Regions from separate parts of the Mus musculus genome. Here region 1 is linked to region 2. A link is a loop called in an ENCODE intact Hi-C map of the cell type or tissue named here. Cell type or tissue: left cerebral cortex. All regions are shown on one strand. Links, peaks and the distances in the headings refer to the core of each region. The heading gives the core; the rest is flanking DNA. Region 1 overlaps Gm31642 (a long non-coding RNA gene). Region 2 has its middle 63 kb from the start of Gm31642.

What was found. Peaks named below come from ENCODE experiments on the same cell type or tissue, not always from the same donor. Only the 100,000 strongest peaks of a DNase experiment are listed, where the experiment ranks them.
Region 1: it touches region 2 in a loop (7-fold over the local background); 5 of 42 quality-filtered maps call a loop at or near these places.

The regions. Positions count from the first base shown.
Region 1 is chr9:56,655,545-56,659,926 of GRCm38, forward strand. The region is part of intron 1 of Gm31642 (a long non-coding RNA gene); the gene reads left to right. It also overlaps a transcript of Lingo1 not described here. Among named protein-coding and RNA genes, the nearest start is that of Gm31642, 6.8 kb to the left of the region's middle. In left cerebral cortex, for the core only: no CTCF peak of the experiment used is centred there; DNase peaks (open chromatin) are centred at 1,369, 1,851 and 2,628; H3K27ac peaks cover 3,828 bases.
Region 2 is chr9:56,711,413-56,715,794 of GRCm38, forward strand. It overlaps a transcript of Lingo1 not described here. Among named protein-coding and RNA genes, the nearest start is that of Gm31642, 63 kb to the left of the region's middle. In left cerebral cortex, for the core only: a CTCF peak has its summit at 1,764; DNase peaks (open chromatin) are centred at 228, 1,393 and 3,615; H3K27ac peaks cover 3,452 bases.

The DNA of each region.
Region 1 (4,382 bases), core at 159-4,158, 56 kb before region 2:
TGTGGTCCCCCACCCCTTTCCAGATGAAGACATGGAGGCTAAGGAAGGTTTAACAACATGCAGTGGGAGCCAGAGCGGGTACTCAGTAAAGGCAGGACTCATTCCCAATCCATATGAGGCCAGGAAAGGGCCCCTTCCAAGCTGGGCTCTCACAGCTGCCCCATGCAGGATATGGTCAGCGTCCCTAGGCAGTGAGGACAGGGACTGCCTTTCCTCCTCCTCCTCTACTCTTTGCTAAGCACTGTGCCCTGCAGCCTTCATGGTGGCTTGCTGGAGATGGTGAGGGAGGCCTGAAGGTCAGAGGTCAGAGGTCAGAGATTGGACACCCTGGAAGCGGGACTCCCTCTAGTAAGGTGACCTTGATAAGTTATAAATCTTTTCTGAGCCTCAGTCCTTTTAGGGGCCAAATACTGCCATTCCCTTTGGTTATCTCAGGAACTAAGTAGAGGTTTTAGAACCCAGTAGGACTCCACATCCAGGCTCTGCTGTTACTGGAGGCAGGACCAGGGGCTGTGGTGGCTCATTGCCCTACCTCTCTACCCCACAGCTTCATGGGAAGAAAGCCAGATGTCCCTCCCTTGGGCCCCCTTTCATTTCCTGGGCTCCTACCTGGCCCCAAGAGACAGAGCAGCAGTGTTTCATGACCTGCCTCATGTCTGGGGTAGTGCGATGGGTCAGAGCTAGCATTCTCCTCTACAGCAAGTTTCCAACCTGTTGGTCACCTGACTCTTCCCCTTGCCCAAGTAGTTCCTCCCCAGGACTTAGTCACCTTAGTCACATCCTTCCAGGATTGGGCCCATATCTCTAACTCACCTGTTGTCAGAGATGTGTCCTGAACTATTATGTTAAGGCACAATGGTAGAATGAACTCTGCTCAGGCCTCTCCCTAGGTGTATGGAGAGCCTCCTGGTTGGTGCTGTTAGCCCACTGTGGGAACTAAGGTTTCTACAGCAAGGCCTGCATGTTCTGCTTTTAGATGTTCCCTATGCCATTTCCACTGCCCTGAGCAACTGAGAGCAGAAAGGAGAGAGTACAGGTACAGGTAAGGGACAAGGCCATATGATTTAAGGAAAAAAAGTTACTCAAGGCCAGAACTAGTGATCGAAAGGGATCCTAGACCCAGCTTTGTCCCTGGGCTGAGTCCAGGGGAAGAGTAGCCCCTGGTCCATCCTCGACAGTCCCAGACAGCCAGCTGCCCCTTGGAGCTGTCAGCCCGACTCCGCCACACTCTCTCTTCGCCTTCTTCCACCCCCTTCCCCTGCCCTTTTTCCCTTCCTAAAAACACAGAGAATTGGGATTCAGAAGCCTACACTGCCTGCAGAACGTAGTTCAGTCTCCCAAAAGAGGAAATGCCAATGTGCGGGTTCTCATGGCAACTCCAGCTCCACCCCCTGCAGACGCCCAGCGCCCATATGGCGAGATTCGAGCAGGGCGCATTGACTCAGCCGGCCCCGGGTCTGGCTGGGGCTGCCATAAGGGGCATGTTGGATTTCTCGGCTGTCCTTTGGCAGCCCGTGGAGGGGCCAGCAGGATACACAGGAGCTGTCTGTGGGCAGCAGTGATCTGGTGCTTTCTGAGATGGGCCTTATCTGCCTCCTGCTCCTCTGCCCTTGCTGTATGATATAAACGCTGGGCTTGGGAGTTCCCTGCGAGGTATGGAAGGGCATGGGGAACAGAAGGGGAGCTAGGTGCTGGTTTTCTTGTCCTTGGCAATGGCACCAAGGCCTCCCTGCCAAGCAACGGTGAGGGGGCCAGAGCCCTGATCTCTAAGCCATGGAATGAAGAAGCAGCCCAGGCCTTGGCTGAGCTGCCCTAGGGCACCGCCCCTCCCTATTCACAAACTTCTCATGCCTACCAGGGCAGTGCCTGCCAGCCTGCCTTGTAGATAACCCTGCTTTTCCAGGCCAGCTGGCATTTCCATGATTAATGTAGTGGAAGCTGGTGCCAGGGTTGGGGGCTGCAGGGCTGGTGGTTAAAGAGCAAGTCTTCTATGGCTCAGCACCCATCCTGCATCCTTTGCTGGGGCCCTTTGGTACCAAGTAGAACGTAAGTAGTACTTGGGTTCCCAGTACTTCCCATCTCCTCCCCACTTGACCTCAGACATCAGCTAGCCCTGGGCCATCTCTTGGGTGAGCGCGGCAGGTGATGATGATGGTGATGGGGAAGAGGTGGGAGGAGGAAGAGGAGGAGCAAAGACTGATCAATTTCCTCCCATTGCACCCATGCTCTCTGGAGGCTATGAACCCCGATCTTTCTATGTGGGTTTTACTTTTAGCTTTCTTGTTTCTAACCCTTCCAGCAGACATTTATATGCATGTCAGAGCCAGAGAACCCACAGGTGGTGGGCCAGACCCGTCAGGAACACATAAATGGGGCACAGTGTGTAGAAGCGACACAAGATCACACAGCAAGTCCAGGTCTAGCAGGACTACAAAGCAAAAGCTGTTGTCTCCCTGCCTAGCCCTTCTCACAGTCCTCCCATTATGTCTCTGCTGAAGGAGGGATGGATGGGTAGATGGGGGCAGGGAGCAGGGACTGTGGAACAGATGGGCTTGGAGGCTCCATGGGGAGGGGAGGCTGATGGAGGGGGAGGAGCCCGGGAGAACCTGGAACTCTTACAAAGTTGCGAGTTAAAACATTCTTCACACTCCCGCCTCCTTCACTGTTCTGATGAACCAAGACGTGACAAAAATGTGTCAGATTTTTTAAAAAACCACACACATACACAAATGCCAGGCCTGTATCTACCGCCCGCCCAAGCTTGGCCCATCTGCTTCCTGGGGGTGGAAGGGAAAGGGCCTTAGGAGTCACACCTCACTCTGGTCACCTCTGCTCTAGCACACAAATGGCCCAGGCCATGGTAGAAGGTCTTAAGGGGAAGGCCCTGCTCTGCTCTACAGCCCATACCTCAGCTGGGCTCACCCTGGTGTCCCTCCCTCTGATACTCTCCATCTTCACTCCGAGATGGGTGGAGCCTCCCTCTCACCTGCTGCAGCTGGGGCCCAGCACTTGTGGAGTTCTCTCTCAATGTACAGCTCCAGAAACTGAGGCCCAAAGAGTCGGTTCACTCAACCAACACCAGCTGAGCATGAATTTGCTCTTCACTCAGGTCCATCAGGCAAAGGGGACTCAGTGCTGGCCAGAAACACAGGCACGCTCCCTGGCAGAACAAGATCATGTAGATAGACTGGGGCCCCTGAGGAAGAAGACAGATGGGCTGGCAGCAGGGCCTGGAGAGACACCCAGCTGGGCCTTACTTCCCTGCGACCATCAGTGGGCTTTATCACAGAGCTCAGCACCCTGGGACATGGGTCTCTTTAGTAGCTACTCTAGGTTGGGTTGATGTCATGGGATCACATGTGACCATGAACACACAGACAGAGGACAGAAGAGATTCCTCAAGGATGTAGGCTTGAGCACGGGGCAGGGCAGGGACTAGAGTCTGCCGGGCCTGGTGGATCCCTGAGAGGACAGTTGAGATTGCCAGGCATGCGTATGGGCTTGCTGTGGTCAGATGTGCAGAGGAGAAGCATCACTTCTCAGAGCTGTTCATGCTTCACCCTCCTTTCCCTCCCCTCTCCCTCTCCCTCACTCTGGAGGCCAGCCTGGCCCAGGTCTCAGGTCAAGGAGACTCCTTCTTAAGATTCTGGTTCAAATGCCTTAACGATACCTTTTCTGAAATATGTGCTTGAACTTGTTGAGACAAGCAAGAGTCCCAGCATAGACCTTTCCCACCTGAGGGCCCCCAGGCAGGGCTCCTCGGAGGCCCCCATCAGAGTGGCCACTCTGTCCCTTCCCCTTGTCACTTTGATATCAAAATCATATGACCAGACACCATCCTAGGTGTGGACACAGAGGTTCAGAGAGGAGAAGGAGTTTGTCACACGGAACACAGCAGTTGATAGGTTGGGGGTCAGTTCAGAATGGTGCCACCCCTGTCTCTGTTCAGAGGCTCTAGGGTCCTGATGCTGAGTAATGGGTAGGCTAGACAGGGTAGGCTGTAGCGTGGAGTGCCGGGCCAATGGAAAAAGCTGGCTGTGGCTGGGAGATTTCTAATGGAAGCCTCTTGGATCAGTTACTGGATATCCAGGCAGCTTGACCTTGAAAGCTGGTGGCTGGGAGAGGCTGTGGGCAGCCTAGCACAGATGCCCAGCCTCCTCCAGAGGAAGTCTGGGAGCTGGAGGCAGCTTGGTGGGTGGAAGGCAAAGGGGGCCTGGCAACCTGGCCAAAGAGGGGGCTAGGGGTGGTGGGGAAGGAATGTTCTATGGGATTAGCAGCCCCCTCTCCACCTCAACTGGGGGTATTCAGGAGCAAGCTCTTTTCTGAGGAGCAAGAGGGCACAGTTACATCTCCTGGACCTCAGCCTCCCCATTGCAACATGG
Region 2 (4,382 bases), core at 139-4,138:
GCCACTTACCAGCTGTGTGGCCGAGGACCAGTCACCAAATCTCTTAGAATGCTACCTCCTACCTTGTAGTCATTTGAGTAGCAAAGCAGGTAACACATATTACCTGGGTGACATCTGATTTTTTAAATGTTATAAAAATTGTTTTGCTGGGGCTGGAGAGACGGCTCAGCGGTTAAGAGCACTGACTACTCTTCCAGAGGTTCTAAGTTCAATTCCGGGCAACCACATGGTGACTCACAACCATCTGTCATGGAATCTGGTGCCCTCTTTTGGTGTGTCTAAAGACAGTGACAGTATACTCATATACATAAGATAAATAAATAAATATTTTTTAAAAATGTTTTGTTGTTACTGTTTTTTGTTTTTGTTTTTGTTATAATCTCAATATGTATCCATGGCTGGCCTGGAATTTACTATGTAGACTAGGCTGGCCTAAAACTCACAGAGTTCCAGCCTACACTCAAAGGCACTCAATACTGCAGGGTACACGAGGCTCAGTGCAGCCTCCCAGGACAGCAATGCTGTGATTACAGGAGGAGGGGTGTTCTCTGGGGGAGCTTTCCCAGACCCAACAGAGGCTCCCACATCCGGAGAAGGGAAAACCACAGATGAGGTGAGGTGCCCCATGCCTGCCCACTGGGGGCTTGGGGTTTATGGGGGAGGGGATGCAGCCTGTTTTCTTGACCTTCCACTTCAGCTGTGTGATCCAGGAGACATTGTTTCCCTCTCTGAGCCTCCCTGAGGAGGTTAGAGACCCAATACTGCCACACAGCAGGGTGCAGCCTGAGGCAGCTCAGGTAACCTCACTCTCCTACCTTTCTGGGCAACTGTGACTCCCTAACAACTGTTGATGTCTACTGAAAGTCACAGTGGGCACTGCACTTCTGGGCACTAGAGGACAGACTTGGGCTTTGCTGACTTGCCCTGTCATGGAGATGTTCCCAGGGAGGGCAGAATTCCGTGAGCAGGATGAAGATGGGGAATACCAGGGTAGCATGACACGGGGGCTGGGTCCAGTATACTTTACTGTGCTTGGCCCGTTGCTACACCCTCATCCTCATTTATCTGGTATAAGGCTCACTTTTCATCCCTATGTTGGAACTGAGGCTTAGGGCAGAGTCCTGACCCCTGCCCTCTGAGGCCACAGCCAGCAGACTGTGTCTCTGTGCATCCTAAGGGACCAGAAAAGACTAGTGTCAGAACCTGTGGCTCCCTATAGAAGCCTAGACTTCAGTGTTTCCAGCTCCAGCCCCACCCCCTGGGCACCAGGAGGCTGCGACAGGGTAAGGAGGAGCCACAGCCTGATGGCACCCTCAAGGCAGAAGTGAGGTAAGTAAGGGCGCGGGGGCGGAGGCGAGAGAAGGAGACAGATCTCGGGTGCGGCTCAGCGCTGTGATATTTTTCCCGGTTATATTTTTAGATGGACTACTTTCTCTCCCCTCCCCCTGCCTCAGTAGGAGGAGGAACACAGAAATAGCCGCTGTGCGTGTCTGAGCCGGGCTATATATAGTGGGCACAAAACCCAGCTGTCCAGGGTTTCTCCCACTCGATGCCCTGAACAGGAGCAGAGAGGGGAGGGGAGGCCCTGTCCTCTTGTCCAGTCACCAGGTGCTTGCTCAGTGCCACTAGCTTCCACAGACATTCAACTCTGACAACACCCTTGGGCACACACGTGGCTGCTGTCTCTCTGCTGAGCCCCCCCCACCAAAGGGGTATCCTTTGGGAAGTCTGGAGTGTAAGAGGCTTGATTCAGGGAGGACAGGCAGGTGGCAGAAGTGAGCAAGAGGCTAGCCAATGAACCTGGCCTTCTCTGCTCCACTCATCCTCCAGCCTCCTTAGCAGAAGGCATAATTCATATCCAGAACATTTCCTCAAATGTGTCTGTCTGGTCCCTGTAATTTTGATGGGAAAATCAGAGTCCAGGATTAGCCTAAGGGTGCCTTCCTTCTGCACTCAGCTTCTTCAGTTATAAAGAAGAGATGAGGTCAGCATAGGCCACTGTAAACCCAATGAGGCAAGCGCATACTGTCCCTGAGGGTGGGCATCCCTAACTACGAAGAGATTTTCCCAAGTTCTCCCTTTAACCAGAACCCCATTTGACAAAGTGACTGTCCTGTGAGTGAACTTTTGTCTCCTACCACAGTGCAACTAGCAGGCCTCCGAGATGCCACAGTCTCCTGATTGGCAGATGTTAGGTTGATAGTGGATGATCCACTGTGGTCCATTCCTGCAGAGTCCAGCTGGGGGCCAGGTCTCTTAGGGGCCTTCCTACAGACCACCCTGATTATATGGACTATCATGGCAAAGGGATCAATGCGCAACCACATCCTTGTGACTTTGGGCCGCTCCAGAATGTCCAGAGCTGACTTAAGTGTGGCCCATCCAGAGGCCCAGTGAACTCCAGCAGCTCCTGTCACAGAACCCAGGCAGAACAGAAGCTTGTACACTTTGGGGGTGCCAGGTTCCCCATCTTTCTCCTAGCACAGATCTAAGTACACCATCATGTTTAACCCTACACTTCCCAAATTATAAGAGAATGATGCTCATTTTACAGATAGGGAAACTGAAGCCCATGGCGAGGATAGACCTGCCCTGGTCACACAGAAAGTGATAGGCACAGCCTGTGAACCCCGATTCTCAGGTAGCCTCAGCACCCGATTCTCAGGTTGCCCCAGCAGAGACAAACCTGTGCCTGCCAGAGCTGTGGAATCCAGGATCCAAAGCAGTGTGGACTTCTGTGTTGAACAGCTGGCTTAAAAAATTCCTGATCATGGAAAATGGTCCCAGAGTATCAAACCCAGCAGGCCCAGCACATCACAGCTAGGGAATGCCAGTGGTCATCTATCTGCCCCAACCCCACCCTGAGACTTTGAGCCTCAGTACCACCTCCATCCCCTCTTCCTCCTCTTCTTCCTCCTCTTCCTTCTTTCTGAGACAGGGTTTCCCTTTGTAACTCTGGTTATCCTGAAACTCCTCTATAGACCAAGCTGGCCTAGAACTCATAGAGAACTGCCTACCTCTGCCACCCGAGTGTTGAGATTAAAGGTGTGTGCCACTACTGCCCAGCTCAGACTATTCTTCTAACTACAAACTTCACTTTGGTTTTCAAGACTTGGCTGAGCACCAAGAGGAAAGCTAGCCATCTCTCAATGGTACATGTGGGACTCTTCACTGACAAGTGACTTCAGCCAGAGCCCAAAAGTGCTCACTGAAGCATTAATTCCAAATGTCCAGCTGATTCTGGGTTGCTGGTCTTGCATAAAAACTCCTGAGGCCTTTTCTTTGTCATAGAGATCCTGACCACACCCATGGCAGTAGATATTTGCATTGCCCATACCATCCTGGTGGGCTGTGAGCACTGTCTAGTCTGGGAAGGAGGAAGTGACATGGCCTGTCCTCAGGAAGGGACTGAGATGCTTTCAGACATTGTATAAAAGAATGAGCAAGCCCTTTCAGTCACTGAAAATGGCTTAAAAAAAAAAAAACCCTAAACACCCAGCCAGCAATGACAGAACTCCCAGAAGACAGCAGAACGAGGTTTATGGGTTGGATTTGGTCATAAGCTGCTCATGACACTAAAGCTGCTACTCAAAGAAGGAAGAAAAGAGCCAGATGGGGTTTGTGAGGTGGTTGTTGGGGGTGTGGCTGGCCACAGCTGTGAGCACAATCGTGGGAAGCAGGAGGATCAGTTCAGTCCATCTTCCACAACATGGCAAGTTCAAGGCCAGCCTATGCCACATGAGGACTTCTCATTCTGAAATCAAACAAATAAACCCAAAGAAACAAAGGAAGTGGTGACAGGCTAGCCAGGTGACCCAGAAGGTTCTTGTTTTGCTAGCCTGGCAAGCTGAGTCCCACCCTGGGGATTACATGAAAGGGAACAGAGGGCATTGATTCTACAGAGTTGTCCTCTGACCACAACACAAGCACCATTCAACGTGTGCCCATGACTACACACACACACACACACACACACACAGGCACGCACAGGCACGCACAGGCACGCACACACACAGGCACGCACATATAATAACAAATAGCATCTTTTTAAGTAGTGAAGGACCCACTGGACATGGTGGCACACACCTTTAATCCCAGCACTCAAGAGGCAGAGGCAGGTGGATCTCTGTGAGTTCCAGGCCAGTCTGGTCTACAATGCAAATTCCAAGGCAACCAGAACTCCACAGAGGAACTCTGTCCCAAAAAATAGTAGTGATAGAAGAGGCGCATACTAGCCAAGAGCTGGCAAGGACGTGGTGAAATTCAAATTTTACACATTGTTAGTAGGATATAAATCAGTACAGGCAGCTGGGGAGTAGCAGAGGGGGTGTGCCTTCAAAAATGTAGGATAGAGTTATCTAAAGAACCAGCAATCCACCTCT